Linked DNA regions of Homo sapiens: region 2 is linked to region 1. Evidence: chromatin contacts called from ENCODE Hi-C or POLR2A ChIA-PET data. All regions are on one chromosome and are shown on one strand. Each heading gives the region's core, a stretch centred on a gene start or an enhancer-like site at or near the end of the contact. The rest is flanking DNA. Distances are from core to core; before and after follow the strand shown.

Region 1 (6,451 bases), core at 1,457-3,956:
AACAAGTCTGCCCCATGGTAAGATGGATGAGGGCAGTAGGAACAGTTCGTAAGATTTCACGGGAAACAAGATCCTTGCTGTTGCCCTTACTATTGAAATCTGGAATTTAAAAATATATATATGAAATTTAAAAGCAACAGAAATTCAAAGTAATAAAAGAAAAAGAAGTCAATTCATTTCTTAGTTTCTCCTAAGATAACTCTTTGAGTGCAGGGACTATGCTTTAAATTATAAGCACCTTCAAAACAGAAGGTTAAATAAATACAAAATAGCACATATAAATTAATAAGAATTTGATAGCCTAAATCATAGAAAGTTTCCTAAAAAATGTTAATTTTCAACTGGCTTTTTCAAGGAGTAATAGCAAAGAGAGGGTGCTATGGTTTGGCTCTGTGTCCCCACCCAAATCTCATCTTGAATTATAATCCCCACATGTGTGAGGGAGGGAGGCTTATTGGATCACGGGGGCGGTTCCCCCCGCTGTTCTCATGCTAGTGAGTGAGTTCTCACAAGATCTGATGGTTTTAATACATAAGCGTCTGGAATTTCCCCTGCTTGCACTCGCGAAGACATACATGCCTGCTTCCCTTTCCACCATGACAGTAAGTTTCCTGAGGCCTCCCCAGGCACGCGGAACTTCCTGTGAGCCAATTAAACCTTACTGGGCACAGTGGCTCATGCCTCTAATCACAGCACTTTGGGAGGCCCGGGGGGGGGGGGCGGGGTGGATCACCTGAGGTCGGGAGTTCAAGACCAGCCTGACCAACATGGAAAAACCCCATCTCTACTAAAAATACAAAATTAGCCAGGCATGGTGGTGCATGCCTGTAATCCCAGCTACTCGGGAGGCTGAGGCAGGAGAATTGCTTGAACCCGGGAGGTGGAGGTTGCGGTGAGCCAAGATCGCGCCATTGCACTCCAGCCTGGGCAACAAGAGCGAAACTCCATCTCAAAAGAAAAATAAAATAAAATAAACCTCTTTCTTTGATAAATTACCCAGTCTCAGGTAGTATGTTTATAGCAGTGTGAAAATGGACTAATACAGAGGGCAAGATAACTAAGAAGGGAGAAAAAGCACAAGGGAAAAATAGTAAATTTAGTCTAGTTTGACTTAGTTGACACAGTCCAAAGAAACAAGCTAATGTCAGGACAGCAGTCAGTGAGCAAAGATGATATAAGCTGCTGAGAAATATGGGATTTATGCAACCGAGAGCCACTGTTACAGGGGAATGAATGGAATGATAATAAAAGAAATCACTGAGCAGTGATATGCCAGTTTCTGGGCCAGTAGAACTGATTAGAAGCAGCAACAGAAGACCAAAATTTGTTCTGGTTCAAAATATAAAAATATTTCATCATTACTCCAAGAATGGGAACCAAATATATACCATTACTTTTTTTTTTTTTTTTTTTTTTTTTTTTTTAAGATACACACACAAACTCAGAGACACCCAACAAACTAGGGCAGGCAAACAAAGTTTTACCCTCTTCAGTGCCTAAATGATTAACAGCTACCCTTTTTCTGCCTACAGTAACATAAAAGGGTTAACTGTTTAAAGAAGTAAAGAACACAGGAGTAGCTGTGTATTCATATATCAAAAAGAAAAAAGCAGTGATATCAAGGGAGAGAAAAATATTTTCATGAAAGACAGGATGCAGAAAAAAATAGAACGAAAACAAAAAAGAAACATCAGTTCTGATGTCCTGCAAAACAGAAAAGGTAAGAAATATCATTCAAGATAACTGCCTTGTGCTTAGGTTTTGTCATTCTTCTTCCAAGCCTATAGTCTGTAGTAAGATAAGAAGACAGGCAATGAGAAGAAATACTCCCAAACAAAACAAGCCAATCCCCCACAACCCAAACCCCCAAAACAGAGAATTTCAAGATATCTCCAAATATCCAGGTCATATTTATAACTAAAATGAATCTTGATTTAACATTGTGCTTCTCATAGGGATTTCTCTTTCACCTTTCCTAAATGAGTAACATCAATGCAACAACTATAAAAACAAAAAGTAAATATCATCAGAAAAGCCAGTATAACATAATATCTTTGAGCATAGTCTAAGGGAAGGATATGGCATAGCTTCTCTCTGTCCCACTGCTGCTGAAACAAAATAACAGTAATCCAAAAGTCCGAATGATTTTACAACATATCATAGATTGTCCTTTTTTGTTGTTGTTGTTTAATTTTGAGACGGAGTTTCGCTCTTGTTGCCCAGGCTGGAGTGCAATGGTGCGGTCTCGGCTCACTATAACCTCCGCCTCCCGGGTTCAAGCGATTCTCCTGCCTCAGCCTCCCAAGTAGGTGGGATTGCAGGCATGCACCAACACACCGGGCTAATTTTTTATTTTTAGTAGAGATGAGGTTTCTCCACATTGGTCAGGCTGGTCTTGAACTCCTGACCTCAGGTGATCCACCCACCTTGGACTCTCAAAGTGCTGGGATTACAGGTGTGAGCCACTGCACCCAGCCAACTGTGGCCTGTTCTTATATTATCTCAAAGCCTTCCCAGGATGGACCAGTGGGATTTAACATGAACCAGGTATGTCATCCAAGTTGAAGACAGACACGTGGGTCCTAATGAGCAGTGGTGAAAAAACATAGTGCTCCATTCAGCTCCCAACAATGATAAATAATTCAGGAAAAGAACTGCCGCAATACAGAGCACAGCAGCAGGATTTAAAAATAGACCACAGGCTAGAAAGCCTTGGGGCGGGGGTGTGGGGGGAATCAGGAGTCACAGAGAAAATGGATTTCTGTCAACAAATTCCCAAGCTCTTTGCAATAAAGGGTGCTGCTGAAATTGGCACGCAAACCAAATGCCAAACTCTAATGTACTTCCTCAAAAATCAAATATTTTTCAGGAATTTGGCAAATCTGATAACAAGAGAGCTAATAAACAATGGTACTATTTGGAAAGAGCAGTTATGATAGAGAAAGCAAATCTAAATGACATAGGAAGATATGTTTTTTAAAAAATAAGGGATTAAAACTCGATTTTCCACACCACCAAATTCTAGGTCTAACATCAATTTAGACTTCTACTAATTATGCCTCTAGTACTGAGATAGCACTCAATATTTTGCTATTCCTTTTTCCACCTCTAATAGATCCTACAAGTCAACACATGCAAACACAAGAGTCACACCAATCAATAAAAAGGGTAGCTTGAAAACTGAACAAAATCCATGATTATGGTCTTCCCAGATTTAAATTAAACTCCAACTCTGGCCAAGCATGGGGGCTTGTGCCTGTAATCCCAGCCCTTTGGCAGGAGGCCAAAGTGGGAGGATCGCTTGAGGCCAGGAGATTGATACTAGCCTGGGCAATGTAGTGAGACCCCCATCTCTACAAAAAATTAGCTGGACATGGTGGCACGTGCCTGTAGTCCTAGCTACTTGGGAGGATGAGGTGAGAGAATCACTTGAGCCAAGGAGTTTGAGGCTGCAGTAAGCTATGACTGTGCTGCTGCACTTCAACCTGGATGACAAAGCAAGACTCTGTCTCTAAAAACAGTAATAACAAGCCGGGCGCGGTGGCTCACGCCTGTAATCTCAGCACTTTGGGAGGCCAATGCAGGTGGATCACGAGGTCAGGAGATTGAGATCTTCCTGGCTAGCATGGTGAAACCCCGTCTCTACTAAAAATACAAAAAATTAGCCGGGCGTGGTGGCGGGCGCCTGTAGTACCAGCTACTAAGGAGGCTGAGGCAGGAGAATGGCATGACCCCAGAGGCGGAGCTTGCAGTGAGCCAAGATCGCGCCACTGCACTCCAGCCTGGGTGACAGAGCAAGACTCCGTCTCACAAAAAAAAATGTAATAATAATAATAGAGGCTGGGCACAGTGGCTCACACCTGTAATCCCAGCACTTTGGGAGGCCGAGGTGGGCAGATCACCTGAGGTCGGGAGTTTGAGACCAGCCTGAACAACATGGAGACATCCTGTCTCTACTAAAAATACAAACTTAGCGGGGGGTGGTGGCGCATGCCTATTTGTAATCCCAGCTACTTGGAAGGCTAAGGCAAAAGAATCACTTGAACCCAGGAGGCAGAGGTTGGGGTGAGCTGAGATCGCACCATTGCACTCCAGTCTGGGCAACAAGAGCAAAACTCCTTCTCAAAAATAAATAAATAAATAAATAATAATAATAATAAGGGCGTGGTGGCTCATGCCTGCAATCCTAGCACTTTGGGAGGCCGAGGTGGGCAGATCATCTGAGGTCAGGACTTCAGGACCAGCCTGGCCAACATGGTGAAACCCCGCCTCTACTAAAAACACAAAAATCAGCTGGGGGTGGTGACGGGCACCTGTAATCCCAGCTACTCGGGAGGCTAAGGTAGGAGAATTGCTTGAACCCAGGAGACAGAGGTTGCAGTGAGATGAGATCGCACCACTGCACTCCAGCCTGGGTGCCAGAGCAAGACTCTGTCTCAAAACAAAACAAAAAAATATGGTCCCTGCCCACTCTTAACAATGAAAATACGATGTAATAATGAGCTGCAGTCCCAGCTACTCAGAAGGCTGAGGTGGGAGAATCACCTGAGGCTGGGGAGGTCGAGATTACAGGGACCCGTGATCGTGCCACTGTACTCCAGCCTGGGCAATGGGAGTGAGACCATCTCAAAAAAAAGTATGAAGTCTGATGAATAGTGTGTGGCTGGACAGTCAATCATAAAACTGTTATCTTGAGAATGACAAGAATGACCAGACCAGGCCGGGCGTGGTGGCTCACGTCTGTAATCCCAGCACTTTGGGAGGTCAAGGCAGCCTGAGGTCAGGAGTTCGAGACCAGCCTGGCCAACATGGTAAAACCCTGTCTCTACTAAAAATACAAAAAATTAGCCAGGCATGGTGGCAGGTATCTGTAATCCCAGCTACTTGGGAGGCTGAGGCAGGAGAATTACTTGAACCCAGGAGGCGGAGGTTGCAGTGAGCCAAGATCACGCCATTGCACCCCAGCCTGGGCAAAAAGAGAGAAATTCTATCTTAAAAAAAAAAAAAAAAAAAAAAAAAAAAGGCCGGGCGCGGTGGCTCACGCCTGTAATACTAGCACTTTGAGAGGCTGAGGCAGGCAGATCACGAGGTCAGGAGATCAAGATCATCCTGGCTAACACGGTGAAACCCCGTCTCTACTAAAAATACAAAAAAAAAATAGTCGGGCGTGGTGGCGGGCGCCTGTAGTCCCAGCTACTCTGGAGGCTGAGGCAGGAGAATGGCGTGAACCCGGGAGGCGGAGCTTGCAGTGAGCCGAGATCATGCCACTGCACTCCAGCCTGGGTGACAGAGCAAGACTCCATCTCAAAAAAAAAATAAATAAATAAATAAATAAAATTGAAGTGACATTCACATAAAATTAACCATTTAAAAAAAAAAATGACCAGACCAGACATATTCCACAAACTCAACAATTTATGTGACGAAGAAATAATATTCTGCATCCAAAACTGCATTTCTCTGCAGCCATCAAAATATACACCTCTCAAAAATTAAAAATAAATAAAAATATACACCTCTCTTCATAAGTCTGAGATTAATTTCAGACAACTGGAAATTTTAGGACAATATAAGACAATTTTTATGTCTAATCTCCCTATAAAAGTATAATATAGAATATAAAACCATAATCTGATCCTTTTATACATTACTTTATCCTAAGTAAGCAAACAAATGGTATCGAAAAAAATTCTTGTTCAGTATAAACTGCAAACCAACATATAATCAGATGAATATCAGATGAATATGCTCCTGCCTCACCTATTTTTAGAGGAAAAAAATGGCTATATCTCTTCATAACTGTGCCATTCAACTTACACTGTGCAAAGACCAGAACAGAATGCACTTGGAAGAAGCAGCGTTTTTTCAATTCTTAAATTCTCTAGACTCTATGAGTAAATACTAAACTGTATTTTCAAAGGAGAAACAGGCTGGTTCTTTCAAAATATGGTCCATTTAAAGTACTTATCCAGGTCAGATCAGCTGCTTTTTTTTTTTTTTTTGAGACGGAGTCTTGCTCTGTCGCCAGGCTGGAGTGCAGCGGTGCAATCTCGGCTCACTACAACCTCTGACTCCCTGGTTCAAGCAATTCTCCCGCCTCAGCCTCCCGAGTAGCTGGGATTACAGGCCCACACCACCATGTGCAGCTAATATTTTGTATTTTTAGTAGAGACAGGGTTTCACTATGTTAGCCAGGATGGTCTCGATCTCCTGACCTCGTGATCCACCCACCTCGGCCTCCCAAAGTGCTGGGATTACAGGCGTGAGCCACCATGCCCAGCCAGATCAGCTGCTTTCTAACCCCTCTCCATCAACCAGAGTAAGCCATCATCTCATTCTGTAAACCCAGGCTTTCTTACTATTAACAACAGACAGCATGGTCAAAGGGGCCCAGTTTTGAGTTCTGGCACTCTTGGTCTTGGACCTATTCTGGGTCCTTCATTGAAGATAG
Region 2 (6,576 bases), core at 1,267-3,766, 83 kb after region 1:
TCTAGGAAGAGCCTGGTACATCACCAAGCTCCATTGCCACGTGTTTGTGTGATGAGGTCCAAAACCAAAGGTAGCAGTGATGTGGATCCTGAAGACAGTCTCTCTTCTCTGGCAGTGTGATGGGGAAAGAACAAAGGAACCAGCTTGTCCCTGTCTCTTGTGGGGGAGGCAGCGTCCCCAGAGTGAGAGGTCGAGGGGCACTCCTCATCACTCCATTCCCCAGAGCTGCCCCTTCCCTGTCCCTGGGAAGCTCCAGCCAGCTACAAGCCAGCTGCTGTCCAGAGGCACGGCACTGCCACATGGTGGACACTGGTGGTACTGAGGTCCAGCCTTCCAATTAGGAACCCTGTCGCCTAGATCTAATAGTCTCTCTTGACAGCCCCCATCATCTAAACAGAGGGGAGATGAGCAAAGTGGAGTAAAGACACATTTCCAAATCACACCCACTTCCCCCACAGCTTTCTCCCCATCAAGCTTCTTGGAGAAATTGGGGCATAAGGAGAAAAGCTAGCATGAGGCCCACCTTCATGAATTCAATGTGGAGGGGTCTGGGTCCCCCCCCATTTAAAGCCAGTGAGGACTGGGTGTGGTGGCTCATGTCTATAATCCTAGCGCCTTGGGACGCTGAGGTGAGAGGATCGCTTGAGCCCAGGAGCTTGAGACCACCCTGGGCAACACAGCAAGACCCTGTCTCTACAAAAGAATAAAAAATAAATTAGCCTGTGTGGTGTGGTGTGGTGTGGTTGGTGTGGTGGCACGCACCTGTAGACTTAGCTACTCTGGAAGCTGAGGTGGAAGAATCACTTAACCCAGGAGGTCAAGGCTGCAGTGAGCTGTGATCAGGCCACCACACTCCAGCCTGGATGACAGAGTAAGACCCTGTCTCAAAAACATAAAAAATAAAATAAAAAATAGGTCAGGTGCGGTGGCTCATGCCTGTAATCCCAGCACTTTGGGAGGCCGAGGCGGGCAGATCATGAGGTCGGGAGATGGAGACCATCCTGGCTAACACAGTGAAACCCCGTCTCTACTAAAAATGCAAAAAACTAGCCGGGCGTGGTGGCTGGCACCTGTAGTCCCAGCGACTCGGGAGGCTGAGGCAGAAGAATGGTGTGAACCCGGGAGGTGGAGCTTGCAGTGAGCCGAGATTGTGCCACTGCACTCCAGCCTGGGCGACAGAGCGAGACTCAGCCTCAAAAAATAAAATAAAATAAAATAAAATAAAGACAGTGAGAAAATGTGGTCAGGAGGGCTGAGACTGGGAACCAAGACTGCTGTATTTGCCTTGCTTTGTTGTCAAAAGCTCTTAGAGCTCCCATTTTCTACCCCCATTAACAGGCCTGAAGGGTGGTGCGGTGGCTCACGCCTGTAACCTCAGCACTTTAGGAGGCTGAGGCAAGTGGATTGCTTGAGCCCAGGAGTTCAAGACCAGCCTGGGCAACATAGCGAGACCCTGTCTCTGTGGGAAATTTAAAAATTAGCCAGGTGTGGTGGTGCGCACCTGTAGTCCCAACTACTAAGGAGGCTGAGGCAGAAGGATTGTCTGAGCCCAGGAATTCAAGGCTGCAGTGAGCTATGATTGTGCCACTACACTCCAGCCTGAACAACAGATTGAGACCTTACCTCAGTAAAATAAAATAAAATTTAAATTTTAAAAATGTAAGAAAAAAAGGAGGCCTGGCACTACTTCTAGGATGCCCCAAATTTAGGCAACTCTCACAGTCCCTTGAAAGAGAAGTGGCAGCTGGGTATAGGCCCTCCCAAGTGTCATGCCCCCTGACAGTCCTGATGGACTCTGCCCTGTGTAAGATTGCATCACCACCACCACCACCTCTCTGGGCTTCCCCAGACATCACAGGAACACGTTCCCCGCCCCAACCCCCGCCGGCTCTGGCCCTCCTCCACATCATGCTCCACATCATGCTCCAGGCCAACTGGACTCTGGGCGGCCAGCACAGGCAGGGTCAGGGGGTGACTTCTGTGCCTCGTGGCACTGCCACCTGGGCCTGAGCAAGAGGGCTCCATTCTCCTACCCGCCCAAACCCTCATCCCTGTCCTAGCCCCAGTGCTAGAAATAAAGAGACCAGAATTTTCCTTCTGGCCTAAGGGCCCCAGAGGAATACCCACTGGAACTCACAGCTGCCTCATGGAAACTGCTGCAGCAGTGGTGAAGCTAGAAAGACTAGAGGTATGAGGGAAAATTGCCCTTCCCCACCTGGCTCATAAGGCGTTCCCTCCCCCAAGTCCCAGACCTTGGGGACTGAGCATGTGAAATCATCCTCTTTCTTGCATCATGCGTGTCCACATTGCACCCCCCCACCCCCATACCCCTACTTCAGGCCCAGTCACCATGGCCAGATGGTGAAACCTGAGCTGATGGGGAGGAGGACCTCCACCCCCTGCAGGGGCCTGATGGGCAGCACAGCTGGCCAATCCTGGGACTCAGAGGGTAGGTCGGCTGGCTGACCACTAGGTTTGGAAGACCCAGGCAGCTGGCTCTAAAGAGGCCCCAGGTCAGTAGCCAGACATGAGCTGTGAGGGTCAAGCACAGCTATCCATCAGATGATCTACTTTCAGCCTTCCTGAGTCCCAGACAATAGAAGACAGGTGGCTGTACCCTTGGCCAAGGGTAGGTGTGGCAGTGGTGTCTGCTGTCACTGTGCCCTCATTGGCCCCCAGCAATCAGACTCAACAGACGGAGCAACTGCCATCCGAGGCTCCTGAACCAGGGCCATTCACCAGGAGCATGCGGCTCCCTGATGTCCAGCTCTGGCTGGTGCTGCTGTGGGCACTGGTGCGAGCACAGGGGACAGGGTCTGTGTGTCCCTCCTGTGGGGGCTCCAAACTGGCACCCCAAGCAGAACGAGCTCTGGTGCTGGAGCTAGCCAAGCAGCAAATCCTGGATGGGTTGCACCTGACCAGTCGTCCCAGAATAACTCATCCTCCACCCCAGGCAGCGCTGACCAGAGCCCTCCGGAGACTACAGCCAGGGAGTGTGGCTCCAGGGAATGGGGAGGAGGTCATCAGCTTTGCTACTGTCACAGGTGGGTGAGGGAGAGAGCAACAGGCAAAGAGCAGACAGGGAAAGGGAGGCAGAAGGGGAGCCTGGCAGGAGCAGCAGAGGGAGTGGGGTGTGGCAGGAGAAGGAGGAGCTGGGGCAGGGACTGGTTGCAGAGGACACAAAGCAGTCTCTACTTTTCTAGAGGTAGGTTCGAGGGAGAGCAGTGGGCAGGGCTTGGGGAGTCTCAGAGGAGAGCTTCATCTCTACTCACATTTTCTTTCCCTTTTCTGTCTTTCGGGCAGACTCCACTTCAGCCTACAGCTCCCTGCTCACTTTTCACCTGTCCACTCCTCGGTCCCACCACCTGTACCATGCCCGCCTGTGGCTGCACGTGCTCCCCACCCTTCCTGGCACTCTTTGCTTGAGGATCTTCCGATGGGGACCAAGGAGGAGGCGCCAAGGGTCCCGCACTCTCCTGGCTGAGCACCACATCACCAACCTGGGCTGGCATACCTTAACTCTGCCCTCTAGTGGCTTGAGGGGTGAGAAGTCTGGTGTCCTGAAACTGCAACTAGACTGCAGACCCCTAGAAGGCAACAGCACAGTTACTGGACAACCGAGGCGGCTCTTGGACACAGCAGGACACCAGCAGCCCTTCCTAGAGCTTAAGATCCGAGCCAATGAGCCTGGAGCAGGCCGGGCCAGGAGGAGGACCCCCACCTGTGAGCCTGCGACCCCCTTATGTTGCAGGCGAGACCATTACGTAGACTTCCAGGAACTGGGATGGCGGGACTGGATACTGCAGCCCGAGGGGTACCAGCTGAATTACTGCAGTGGGCAGTGCCCTCCCCACCTGGCTGGCAGCCCAGGCATTGCTGCCTCTTTCCATTCTGCCGTCTTCAGCCTCCTCAAAGCCAACAATCCTTGGCCTGCCAGTACCTCCTGTTGTGTCCCTACTGCCCGAAGGCCCCTCTCTCTCCTCTACCTGGATCATAATGGCAATGTGGTCAAGACGGATGTGCCAGATATGGTGGTGGAGGCCTGTGGCTGCAGCTAGCAAGAGGACCTGGGGCTTTGGAGTGAAGAGACCAAGATGAAGTTTCCCAGGCACAGGGCATCTGTGACTGGAGGCATCAGATTCCTGATCCACACCCCAACCCAACAACCACCTGGCAATATGACTCACTTGACCCCTATGGGACCCAAATGGGCACTTTCTTGTCTGAGACTCTGGCTTATTCCAGGTTGGCTGATGTGTTGGGAGATGGGTAAAGCGTTTCTTCTAAAGGGGTCTACCCAGAAAGCATGATTTCCTGCCCTAAGTCCTGTGAGAAGATGTCAGGGACTAGGGAGGGAGGGAGGGAAGGCAGAGAAAAATTACTTAGCCTCTCCCAAGATGAGAAAGTCCTCAAGTGAGGGGAGGAGGAAGCAGATAGATGGTCCAGCAGGCTTGAAGCAGGGTAAGCAGGCTGGCCCAGGGTAAGGGCTGTTGAGGTACCTTAAGGGAAGGTCAAGAGGGAGATGGGCAAGGCGCTGAGGGAGGATGCTTAGGGGACCCCCAGAAACAGGAGTCAGGAAAATGAGGCACTAAGCCTAAGAAGTTCCCTGGTTTTTCCCAGGGGACAGGACCCACTGGGAGACAAGCATTTATACTTTCTTTCTTCTTTTTTATTTTTTTGAGATCGAGTCTCGCTCTGTCACCAGGCTGGAGTGCAGTGACACGATCTTGGCTCACTGCAACCTCCGTCTCCTGGGTTCAAGTGATTCTTCTGCCTCAGCCTCCCGAGCAGCTGGGATTACAGGCGCCCACTAATTTTTGTATTCTTAGTAGAAACGAGGTTTCAACATGTTGGCCAGGATGGTCTCAATCTCTTGACCTCTTGATCCACCCGACTTGGCCTCCCGAAGTGATGAGATTATAGGCGTGAGCCACCGCGCCTGGCTTATACTTTCTTAATAAAAAGGAGAAAGAAAATCAACAAATGTGAGTCATAAAGAAGGGTTAGGGTGATGGTCCAGAGCAACAGTTCTTCAAGTGTACTCTGTAGGCTTCTGGGAGGTCCCTTTTCAGGGGTGTCCACAAAGTCAAAGCTATTTTCATAATAATACTAACATGTTATTTGCCTTTTGAATTCTCATTATCTTAAAATTGTATTGTGGAGTTTTCCAGAGGCCGTGTGACATGTGATTACATCATCTTTCTGACATCATTGTTAATGGAATGTGTGCTTGTATGGTCTTGTGTTACAGTCTTTTTCAGTTTTAATTTCTAATGTGGTGAATTGATAGATGTAAATCATATGAACAAAAGCTCAATGATTTTTTTTTTTTTGAGACGGAGTCTCGCTCTGTCGCCCAGGCTGGAGTGCAGTGGCACAATCTCGGCTCACTGCAACCTCCACCTCCCAGGTTCAAGCGATTCTCCTGCCTCAGCCTCCTGAGTAGCTGGGACTACAGGCCTGCGCCACCATGCCCAGCTATTTTTTGTATTTTTAGTAGAGATGGGGTTTCACCATGTTGGCCAGGCTGGTCTCGGACTCCTGACTTGAGGTGATCCGCCTGCCTTGGCCTCCCAAAGTGCTGGGATTACAGGTCTGAGCCACTGTGCCTAACCTAATGACTTTTAAGAGTATAGAGGAAACCAAAAAGTTTGAGACTCACTGGTCTATAGAACTGGGTGGGGAGAAGAAAGTAAGGTGTTCTAAGAGAGCTCTTCTTGCTGGGCACCGGTGGTCCCAGCTACTTAGGAGGCTAAGGCCGGAAGACCGCTTAAACCCAGGAGTTCGAGGCTATGATCACACTTGTGAATAGCCTCTGCACTCCAGCCTGGGCAAATAGTGAGGCCCCGTCCCAAATAAAAATAAATAAATACATAAATACATAAATAGCTCCTCTGGAAGAAGGGGCTCGAGGCTGGGACAGGAGCATGTGTGGGGTGCCTTTTTTTCAGTGCCCATTAGTCTGGTCTGACTGAGCTGGGTCTCTGACCCTCTGGGGATAACTAGCCTGGGTCAAAGTCCCAGATCTCCCCCTACCTTCACCTTTTCTTTTCCCCCTTGACCCTCAGACTGAACAGTTAACCCACTGACCTTCCACACCCAAGGGGGTGGTTCTTGGAAGCAGAGCTAGGATGTGGGAGGTCTGCCTGTGGGGTTGAAAAAAAGGGGAGAGGGTGCCCTTTTTCCTTGTCATGCTTCCTCCTCTTTCTCATAAAAATCAGAGACTGAAATGCTGCCCCTCCCTTATATCCGGTCACGATGGCAATGCAAATCTAAAGAGGCAGGGCACTTCCCTGTCAGGCAGTACCGCTGGGCATAGCAACCTCTGCCTCTCCGTTTCTCAGAGCTCACATATCCACCTCCTGGGCTTTTAAGTGGGCTTTAGTGAGGGGCTCCTCCTTCAACTGGGCTCCTCCTTCAGTTCCCCAGCTCTTCTGCTTCGACTCCGAGCGGGTGTCATGTGTGAGAACGGCCAGCAGAGGGAGCAGAAAGCCTGGAAGAGCAGCTAGAGCCTGCAGTGACGTGGTGCGGAGGGGCGGCACCCTCCAGAACTTCGAGACGTAGAGCCGGGGTTCT

What was found. Hi-C counts contacts between places; a loop is a spot of excess contacts on that map. ChIA-PET counts read pairs that join two places held with the same protein, here RNA polymerase II (POLR2A). Pooled maps may share reads with other maps.
Region 2: a loop to region 1 is called in a map of IMR-90, with 2.2 times the contacts of the local background. The contact joins the promoter of INHBE here to the enhancer-like site in region 1. A Hi-C loop is called at or near these places in 5 of 168 maps with a recorded cell type or tissue (Caco-2, HepG2, IMR-90 and 2 more) and 8 of 50 pooled maps. POLR2A ChIA-PET finds 5 or more read pairs at or near these places in 10 of 52 experiments (AG04449, CD8-positive, alpha-beta memory T cell, GM10248 and 6 more).

What each region holds. Positions count from the first base shown.
Region 1 is chr12:57,369,690-57,376,140 of GRCh38, forward strand. All of the region lies in intron 2 of R3HDM2 (R3H domain containing 2), which reads right to left. Among named protein-coding and RNA genes, the nearest start is that of R3HDM2, 58 kb to the right of the region's middle. RefSeq lists a silencer at 2,637-2,931. Within about 2 kb of position 2,707, at least 2 of the 41 ENCODE cell types and tissues checked have a DNase peak (open chromatin) inside an H3K27ac peak, as active enhancers do; they include IMR-90 and ascending aorta, where a contact is called at or near this core.
Region 2 is chr12:57,452,791-57,459,366 of GRCh38, forward strand. INHBE (inhibin subunit beta E) reads left to right here and starts at 2,517. Exons shown (of 2, transcript NM_031479.5): 1 at 2,517-3,044; 2 at 3,304-5,235. The coding sequence starts at 2,747. The coding sequence ends at 4,058. LOC124902947 (a long non-coding RNA gene) reads right to left here. Exons shown (of 2, transcript XR_007063335.1): 2 at 4,652-6,576. RefSeq lists an enhancer at 2,196-2,490.